Linked DNA regions of Homo sapiens: region 1 is linked to region 2. Evidence: read pairs that join two places in POLR2A ChIA-PET (ENCODE). Cell type or tissue: MCF 10A. All regions are shown on one strand.

Region 1 (5,000 bases), 150 kb after region 2:
GTATTTTTGGTAAGTACAGGGTTTCACCATGTTGCCCAGGCTGGTCCCGAGCTCCAGAACTCAAGCAACCCACCCACCTCAGGCTTCTAAAGTGCTGGGATTACAGGTGTAAGCCACCGCACCTGGCCTGTGGATGAGTTCTTTACTCTTTTGAAGCCTTTATTTCTCCATTTGTAAAACCAAGGTGATTGACCCCTTTCCAGCTTTTTTCTGGGGGTGATTTTGGTCCAAAAGAGATGAGGAAGGTTAAAGTCACTTATGAGCTATAAAGCACCATAAAAATATAAAATCCCTTAGGAAGTCTTGTTTTTGCATAAATCACAATCTGTTTCTTCACAAAACTTCCTTCTGCTTTAGAATTATTCCTCTTTAGAACAGATTAGTTACTTGCATGAGAAAACAGGTCATATATCGACCTTTCATTTTGGGGCCAGACACTAAGGTACCAAGATTAGTTCTGATTTCATAGCATTGTTTGGAAGTTCCATGGTAAGATTTCATAAAGCATTAGGTTAATTTATTCTGTTGTTGATTTATTCATGCAGGCCATATCTATATCAAGGGATCTACATTTGCCCAGTTGCAGCTAACACTCTTAAATTGCTATCTTTCCTGTGTCACGCCAACCCCATGAGGTAGATATTATTATTTCTGTTTTCCAGATTTAAAAAAAAAAAAAAACAACTGAGACTTTGAGAGTTCAAGTAATTTGTCCAAGAAAATTTCATGAGAAAGTAACCGTTAAAAAATCTTCTTTTCTATAAAGTTAAATCTAGTTCTAGTGTTCTATAAATTAAATCTTTCCTAGAAGACCTAAAAAGTATTTTTTCTTGTTAAGTCACCAACATATACACAAATCATTCTTCAGTAAAAATCAAATTATGTAAGTGCAAAAAAATAACAAAAATGTAAGTTTCAAAAATTTCAGAAGCATTGCTTTTAGTCAGTTCTTCTCAGGTGCTGAAAGCAAATCCTGCAAGTCGAATTTTGAAGAAAAATGGGAAGAAGGTAAAATATGACCAAAATCATCAGGAAGGATGAAAAAGACTTGGTTACAAGGACTTCTGGCTTGTCAATTCTTACTTTCCCTAGAATTCTTTCTTGTTGGTTGATCTGTCATGTGTCTCAAAGGGATGGGAGCTAATTTTACCTCTTATTTCCCACTCTGTTCCCTTGTGCAATGAGCCAGTGCCGTCAGAGATTAAGCAAATACCTCCTCTTCCTCTCCTTGCCACTCCACTCTCCTTTGGCCTCAATGACCCCAATATTCCTCTTGTTTCTGGAGGCCAGAGAGGCCAAAGGAAAATTCTAAAGCTAATTTTATTTACTTTCACAAAGTGGCAGCATGCTCCAGGTTTTGCCAATGAGCTGCTTTATTATCTTGCATCCTTGATTCTTAGCTCTGTTCCTGACAAGGCAGAAGGACAAACTCTATCTCTGAAATTGCAGGATGTGTGGGAAGTAGAATGCTCTTTCAATATTAGCTTTATTTTTGTCCCCCTTTCCCAACGTCACCTCTGCTGGTCCAGAAAGCAGTGAAAAATATCTGTTTCTCTAAAGGCTTTTGGGAAAGCTCAGTCTAGTGAGACTGATTAATTCACTCCAAAGATGTGTGTAATTGAGCAGGCCAAGTGTGCCAAGCAGCAGCAGGCTTGCCTGGGCACTGGGAGGGAAAGGTGCCCAAAGGGCAAGAGCTACTGCCACTTTCAGACAAAGCTCTCACTAACTAGAAAAGGCCCTCCCCTAAAACCTTCATTATGGAAATACTACCTATTCTAAAGTCCTACCTCACACCCTTGACCTTGAGCACCTCTGCTGGAAGAGACCCCTCTTACAGAGCTGCTCTGCACCATGAACCACACGACAGCATGTTTCACCCACCACCATACACCCCACTTGTTTATATGGATATCTTGATTTCCCTCCTGGACTTCCAACTACTCAAAGGCTGGAACTAAAACTCATGCAGCCTTACACCCTAAACAGCACTTAGCCTAGGGGTTTGCACACAGAACGTGCTCAATAAATTATTTAGTTTGTAAAATAATGGCTTCATTAGATTTCTGCAACTTTCCTAGGTTTAACGGTTTTAAAAGCACATGTGGGGAAATCATAAAACACTTTGAGACAAAACACTATTATTAAATAATTTTTTGATCATAGTGGAAGTCTTGAGGGAAACTAGAAAATATTTTAAACTGATTGTAAATGAAAATATAACATATTAAAATTTATGGTATGTATCTAAAGCAGTTCTTAGAGGGAAATTTATAGGAATAGATGCTTATATTAGGAAAAAAGAAAGGTGTTTAATCAATCATTTTAGCTTCCATCTTACAAGACTAGATCAAATTCAATTCAGAGCAAATTCAAAGTAAACAAAAGGAAAGACATAACAAAATAAGTATATATATCAATGAAATTAAAAATAGAAAAACAATAGAGAAAATCAATAAAACCAAAAATGGTTCTTTGAAAAGATTAATAAAATTGGTAAACATCTAGTTTAAAAAGAAGATACAAATTACCAGTATCAGAAATGAAAGGAGTATTACTACAGACCCTACAGACATTTAAAACAAATAATAATAACAGAGTATTACAAAAAATTATACACATACAAATCCTGCAAGTTAGATAAAAATGCACCAAGTTCTTGAAAATTTCAATCTACCAGAATCTAGCCATCATGAAATAGATAATATAAATAGTTTTATAATTATTAAAGACATTGAATTCATAGTTGAAAATCCTTTGAAAAAGAAATCTCTAAGTTCAGATGGTCTCACTGATGAATTCTGGCAAATGTTTCAACAAGAAATAACAGCAATCTTCCCAGAAAAAAGAAAGGAATATTTCTCAGCTTATTTTATGAAACCAGCATTACCCTCACACCAGACAAACACAGTACAAGAAAAGAAAACTTTAAAACAATATCCCTCAAGGGAAATAGAAAGTTGCTATTCAAAGCGTATAAAGTTTTAGTTATACAGGGTGAATAAATTCTAGAGCTCTAGTATACAACATTGTGCCTGTAGTTAATAATACTGTATTATATACTTAAAATTTGTTAAGAGGGTAGGTTTCATATTGAATGTTGTTAACACACACACACACAGCAAACTGAATCCAGCAATATAAAACATATACAACAATAATATATAAAATAATAATACACCATGAATAAATGTTATTCAGTGAATGAATGGGGCAACAAAACTCTTCTCTGTTTTTATTGTGGTGATGGTTATGCAAATCTATACATGTATTATGTTTCATAAAACTGTTCACATACAAACCAGTTTTACTATATGTTAATTTTTAATATAAAGTTCAAAAAAATTATGTTTTTGTATGTGTCATCTCTGTGATGACAGTAACTAGCATTTGTACTACACTTTCAATACAATGTACTTTCAAATACATTTCACATAGTTCACTGAACCACAACCATATGAAGTGTATTATTGATCCCATTTTTACAGATGGGAAAACTGCCTTAGAGAATTGAGATGGCTTCATATGTACTAATGAGCAGAGCCATGCCACAGGACCAGGCCCTCAGTGGAAGGCCCCTGCCAGCAGAAGTTCCCACTGACTCTCCCCTGACTCTGCCCTTAAGCCCCCAGATGGTGACAGAGTGGAATTCTGTGTCCCCCGAATAGAAGGTGAGCCCACGAGCAATTTCACCCAAGGACAGCAGCTCCAGGCCTCACTGGAGAAAGTTTCCAGTGGGAGCAGGAACTCACAGCTCTGCAGCTCCAGCTCCAGTTAACCTTCACAAAATCAAGAGTTCAGTTCACCCACAGCAGAGAAGTCTTCGCCACTCCTTCGATAACTGCTCTCCAGATGCTTCTTTTCCTTTTGTGATTATCTCTCTTACCATGAGTGTGAGCTATTCTACCATGTTTGAAGTAAGTGGTGAAAGGTGGGAGTGGAGGGGCAAGGGGACTCTCAGGCAAGAATGAAAGTTGCCAGAGTATTCCATTCTATTCTCTCCAATTCTCCGCAACTTCATTAAAACATTTGTCTGATATCAGCACCATAGGAAAGGTTAAAAAAATGTTTATCTCAGAGACCCCCTACTCCTCTGAATCCCACCAACTAAAACAAAAATCATGTATGTGTTAAGGAAGGAAGAGAAACCAAGAAACTGGGAAACATACCCACTGGGGTTCTGGTTAATTGAGCTGGTCAGGAGGGGTTAGGGGTGATATTCTAGGAATACTCGAGTGAGGAATGTGCTGATGAAAGATTGCTTATATTTGAGTAACTCCCCCTTCTTTAGTTCAGTGAACACTCATCAAATATCCAGTGGGTTATCTGTCCAAGAAACTGTGTATATGCTGTCTTTGTCAAAGAAGCAGATTTTAAAGGCCAAGAGCCATTTTCAAGGGACTTAATTTTAAAACGGAATAACAGCTCAAGATGCTGCAAGGAACTTTTGCCAAAACTCTAGAGCCCATCCGGACACTTTGGACAAGCAAGGGGCAAATTTATTTCCTAGCGGTCACCAGCATAGTCCTTACCCTATTGAAAGCACATCATGTTGGAGTGATAATGTGTTTCAAGAGGCTTAATTCTGGATGAAACATCTGGAGGCTAAGTCATTTGCTACCACTCTAACCCCATGGGAATCTGTCTGACATAGGGAATACAGAGATGAGTGAATTCTAGAAAGCACAGAAGATGTGAAGTTGGGTCTGAGACAGTATTGGAATAGGGCAGTGGGCTAAGGGAGACCTTTGCAGGATCTTTGCAATCTGTGTTTGGTGAGTAGAAGGTATGGGTAAGCCACATTTCACACACTGGCACTAGCAAATCATAGCCAAGGGCAAGAGATGACTTCATCTTATGCCATATTTTCTGGGAGCAGGAGGCAATAGAGGATGCTTTTTAGGGAAGGCAATTGTATGGCTCCTGTGCTTGAAGCAACAAATTCTAATGGTTGGAAGGAGCGCAATTCTGGGAGTACATTTTTTAGGGGAGAGTAAGAAAGG
Region 2 (5,000 bases):
GCATCTCTGTCCTCCCCCAGTGCTCCCCTCTCACTGGGGTGTAATGGGATGACAACCAGGAGTCAGGCTAGGTCACAGGATGAGAAGTATGCACTGGCTGAAGCCGCCTGGGACAGCTGTAGAGTACCCTCGCCTTGGCCTCGGCTCACTGAGGCTTTAATAATGCAATAATAACCAGCTTCTAAAGCACACAAGGCTTTTAGAAAGAAGGACATAAAAGCAACTTTGTTCTGTTCTTGCCCAGAACAGCACACATCCACAGGTGTTCCCACAGAAGCTGGCCACGTGGCTGCGGCTGTTGTTGGATTTCCCCCCTTCTCCCTTACTGAGGCGCTATAGATAGCTTAGAATGAAAACGGCACCCAGAAGAGACACTTTAAAAAGAGAGGAGAAGGCCGGGCGTGGTGGCTCATGCCTGTAATCCCAGCACTTTGGGAGGCCAAGGCAGGCGGATCATGAGGTCAGCAGTTCAAGACCAGCCTGGCCAACATAGTGAAACCCCATGTTTACTAAAAATACAAAAATTAGCCGGGTGTGGTGTCACACACCTGTAATCCCAGCTACTTGGGAGGTTGAGGCAGGAGAATTACTTGAACCTGGGAGGCAGAGGTTGCAGTGAGCCCAGATGGGGTTTGAGGGTGGGGAGAGAAAGAAAGCAGAAGAGGGAAGAGCAGACTGGTGAGCTGGATGTGCTTTCTGCTGAGCGCTTCTCTTCCAAAGACTGCTGGCCCCTGCAGGGTGCTGCGTCCACTCCATCAAAAAGTCATCATCAGCCCGGTGTGACCCTTACTGCAGTCAGAGCGTGGGTGGCTGCACAGACAAAACCATTTCTCCTCCATGCTCTGCATTCGGCAGGCCTCATCACTGCGTATCCCGCGGAGGGGCAGCCAGTGCTCAGCTCACCCTCCCTGCCACTGGGACCCTGCCCCGCCTCCCTCCTCTCCAGCTTCCCCACCCCCACTTGCCCAAATGCCTAGGTTATATAGTGGCTTCTTCATCCCTAGTTCTTTCATTTTGTTCTTTGCAGAAGGAAAACCCCTCTGCTTAGGGTGGAAACCACTCTCCACTATGTAAAGTCCAAATTGAGAACTGGATGGTGGATGGGATTAACCCAAATGGACCCACTTCTGCCTCTTGTGTTACAGAATGAGAAACAGAGGCCAGAGAGCAAAGTGATGGGGCCAAGGAGACATAGCTGGGGCCATGTTGGGAGCTATTAAGCCCTATGTTTATTGCTATGTGTGTGCAAAAACAACAAGGTGCTTTATTTATAACCTCAATTGTCATCGTAAGGAGTGTGGGCCCTATAAACTGTGCTGGGGGAGGAGTGGGCCTTTATTTAAACTGTATTGTGGGTTGATAAAGAAACACTTGGTGGCTGTCCAGCAGTGGAGGAATTTGCAGAACATGTATGTCTAGTAGGTCTTTTTTTTTTCTTTAATTATTTGCTGTGGAGTCCTTCTTCTCTCTCCCTCATGAAACTGTCAGGAGATTCTCCACTGTTCATTAATGTTCTATGAGTGGATCTTGGCGAGGCATTCAAAGAGTTGCTGAGATCTGTGTCCAAGTTGACATGCCATGAACAGACAGCTACTACAAATGCCTGGTGGAGAGAATGAGGAGTCAGCTGTCACATGTCTACATGTGACATCTGGGTGCTACATGGAAGTCCATAGGGGGCTGACAGCCCTTGTCATAATGGCCTATTTAGAACTGATTTTGAGTTTGCACGTGGTCTTATAGCTGTTTCCAGACAGTCAGAAAGAGTTGCAGCATTTCCCACAGCTGCATGCTAGGCGAGATATCTTTGGCTGTCTTTCTCAGCTTCTGGGCTGTCTGGACGGAAGCCTCCCTCAGGCCATTCTAATTTGCAGTTCCATTTACCAGTGGGCTGCTTTCATGTTCCTCTCTCGGCCAAACATTACTCCTACATGCTCACTCCATCATTGTGGGGCTGGGACAACGCATGCTTCAGCATTGGAAAATGGAATGTCTTTCAAAAAATTCATTATTTTAAAAATACTATATTGATGGCTCCTGCTTCCTGTTCCAAACTGCTGTGGTTTCCTATTGCCTATGATATCAAGTCTGAAGTCTCAATCCTGTTATTTAAAGTTGTTTACTTTTTGGCTTTAACTCACATGCATTCATTTATTCATTCATTCACCAAATACCACTTTGGCCTACAAATTTAAGGTGCTCCAGTAGCTTTTGTCTCCTACTTAAAATAATTTCCTTTCTACCCTTCCCTGAGGAGTCCATGAGAAATTTCATCTTTATGCTGCCATCCATACTAACCTGGGCTCCTGGATTTCTCTTTCCCTCTGCTCTGCCTAGTCGAATCCATTTCCTTTAGCTCTTAGCTAGCAAGGAATAGCACTCAAACAGTCACCTGGAAAAGAAGTTCAATGAGTGGCTGTAAGGCTATACCTGGATTTAGACCAGAGCTGGCAAGATATCAAGTTGCAAGGCAGATCCAGGGACTAGCTGCTCCACCTCTCTTGTTTTGGCTGAATGGTCTCTATTTTTCTCATGCTATTGTCACTTATGTGGAGTGTTTGCTCCTCTATTGACCAGCTCGTTCTATCTACTCATGACTTTGGCTTACTTATGGTTTTGGCTTGCCCTGGACTCTCTGGTTCCTCCGTTACCTTAAGGTAATACTGGAGGCAAGTCTTTTAGCATCTGCCTGTGCTGCCAGCTCTCTCATTTTGGTTTTTCAATTTCAGATTCCAGAAGGGAATCTGGTTGATGCAGATTATCTTTTTATGTGGGTCCAAGTTGTAGGTCTCAGGCTGCCCAAGTATGAACCACACCCTTGGATCAGACGCTCTCTCTGGTTACTCAATCTTGGCTGGTGGACAAGGATCCAACTCTCTCAGTGGGGACCGGAATTGGGATATTTCCATATGGGTAGCTTCAGGCATGAGCTGGCACACACCTTGATTACAATGGCCTTGAAAGCCTAGCTCATGTAATTGCTGGGCATAGTGGCTTATGCCTGTAATCCTAGCACTTTGGGAGCCTGAGGCGAGCCGATCACCTGAGGTCAGAAGTTCAAGACCAGCCTGGCCAACATGGTGAAACCCCATCTCTATTAAAAATACAAAAATTAGCCGGGTATGGTGGTGCATGCCTGTAATCCCAGCTACTCGGGAGGCTGAGGCACAAGAATCACTTGAACCTGGGAGGTGGAGGTTGCAGAAAGCTGAGATCATGCCACTGCACTCCATCCTGGGTGACAGAGTGAGACTCTGTCTCAAAAAAAAAACAAAAAACAAAAAACAAAAGCCTAGCTCAGGTCATATGTCCTCTGTATTTCTCTTCTCAATTACCTCTTCACTTATTTAGTATTTATAATATTGTATTTTTAGTTATTCATGTCCATGCATTTGTCTTTTGTAACCTAGATGATTAATAACTTAAGTTCTGAAACTTAGAAGCCCAAGAACCATAAAACCAAGGCTAAATGACCTCCTAACCTGAATTCTTAGTGGCATTATGATTTCAAATATTCTCTAGTACTGTCCCTGGAAATTGTTGAAATATTTCAAGAATTCCAATGTTTTTGAACTTTTGTCTGCTTCTCAGAATATCTCATATGTGGAAGTGACACAAAAATTTTATGTCTCAATTTTTGAGGTTGAAAACATGGCTGCTGTATTTCCTAAATGTGGTGATGGAGGGTAGTTGACACTGGAGAGAGAATAAAGAAGCAGAATGTTTGGTTGGGTAACTCATTGACTATAGGGGAAGAGGAAGAGTATAAACTTTATTAATAGAATTACCCATGTTTTCAGCTTGGGTGCTTAGATGGAAAATGGGAAGAGAATTCTAAAATCATAAAAAGGGGGGAAGGTTGAATGTGATCCATATTTTATAGACCTTCAATATTACATTGATAATATTTATTTAGTGCTCACTCTTCATCATGCACTGGGCTAGGGCAGTTGATACCAACATGAATAAGACAGAGTACCTGCCATTGAAGTGTTCTGTCCAGAGGGGGAGATATTTAGAAAAACAAAAGATTATAATTTAATATAATGTGCTAAGTACCATAATGAAAAGAGACTCGTGCAAGATATAGTGGTAGGCCAAAAAGAGGAATAATCTAGACCTCTTGGGAAGATCATAGGAAATTTAAGAGGAGAAGACACTTAAGAAGAGCTGGGAAGGATGATCAGGTGATTGGGGAGGGCATTCTTGACATCAGAAATATCTTTTGAAAGGTCGAGATAACACTCAGAGGACTGATAGGAAATGAAGCTGAGATCAGATCCTAGAGAACCTTAAAAGGCAAGCTAGTGAGGCTGGGTTTTATTCTCCAGAAGAACGGGAGCCATTGAAGAGTTTTAAGCATGATAGTAAGGTGGGCAGATTTGCAGTTATAAAATGATCACTCAGGTAGCAGTGTGAAGGATGAATTAGATGGGGATGAGACAGAAGGCAGAGAGCATGGTTAGGAGGTTGCTGCAATAGTTCACCAGAGAGATTAAGAAAGTTGGATCTGAGGGAGCTGCAGTAGTGAGAGAAGAGAAGAGAAGGCTGGAGAGATGTTACAGAAATAGAACGCATAAGACTTGGCAACTGACTAGATGGAAGGATGGGAAAGGAGTCCTGTGTAATTGGGCAGATGGTGATAATAATATCTAGAACCAAAAATACAGAAGTTGGTTTTGGACAAACTAATGTTCTCCATCAGATTGCTGTTTCCCTGAGAACAGGGACTGTGTTTTATTCACTTTTACATTACCTGTACCTAGTACAGTGTATGGAATGCCTACTGATTAGAGTTTTGAGCATGTGGATTTAAAACATCTGAGGGATATCCGGGTAGACACATCTAGTACTCAGCTTTGAAATTCAAGTGAGAGAGAGATCTGAGCTGGAGAGGCACATTTGGGAATCATCATATATAATGATGAGTGAGCTCACTAAGGGAGTAAGACCAAAGGATGGTTGGGTAGAAGACCTTGAGTAATAGCAATATTTAAGGG

The links. Peaks named below come from ENCODE experiments on the same cell type or tissue, not always from the same donor. Only the 100,000 strongest peaks of a DNase experiment are listed, where the experiment ranks them.
Region 1: POLR2A ChIA-PET joins it to region 2 with 6 read pairs; 3 of 35 experiments call an interaction of 5 or more read pairs at or near these places.

The regions. Positions count from the first base shown.
Region 1 is chr1:116,156,022-116,161,021 of GRCh38, reverse strand. No RefSeq gene overlaps it. Among named protein-coding and RNA genes, the nearest start is that of MAB21L3, 47 kb to the right of the region's middle. In MCF 10A, no CTCF peak of the experiment used is centred here; no DNase peak of the experiment used is centred here.
Region 2 is chr1:116,307,132-116,312,131 of GRCh38, reverse strand. All of the region lies in intron 3 of LOC105378920 (a long non-coding RNA gene), which reads left to right. Among named protein-coding and RNA genes, the nearest start is that of ATP1A1, 64 kb to the left of the region's middle. In MCF 10A, no CTCF peak of the experiment used is centred here; a DNase peak (open chromatin) is centred at 2,891.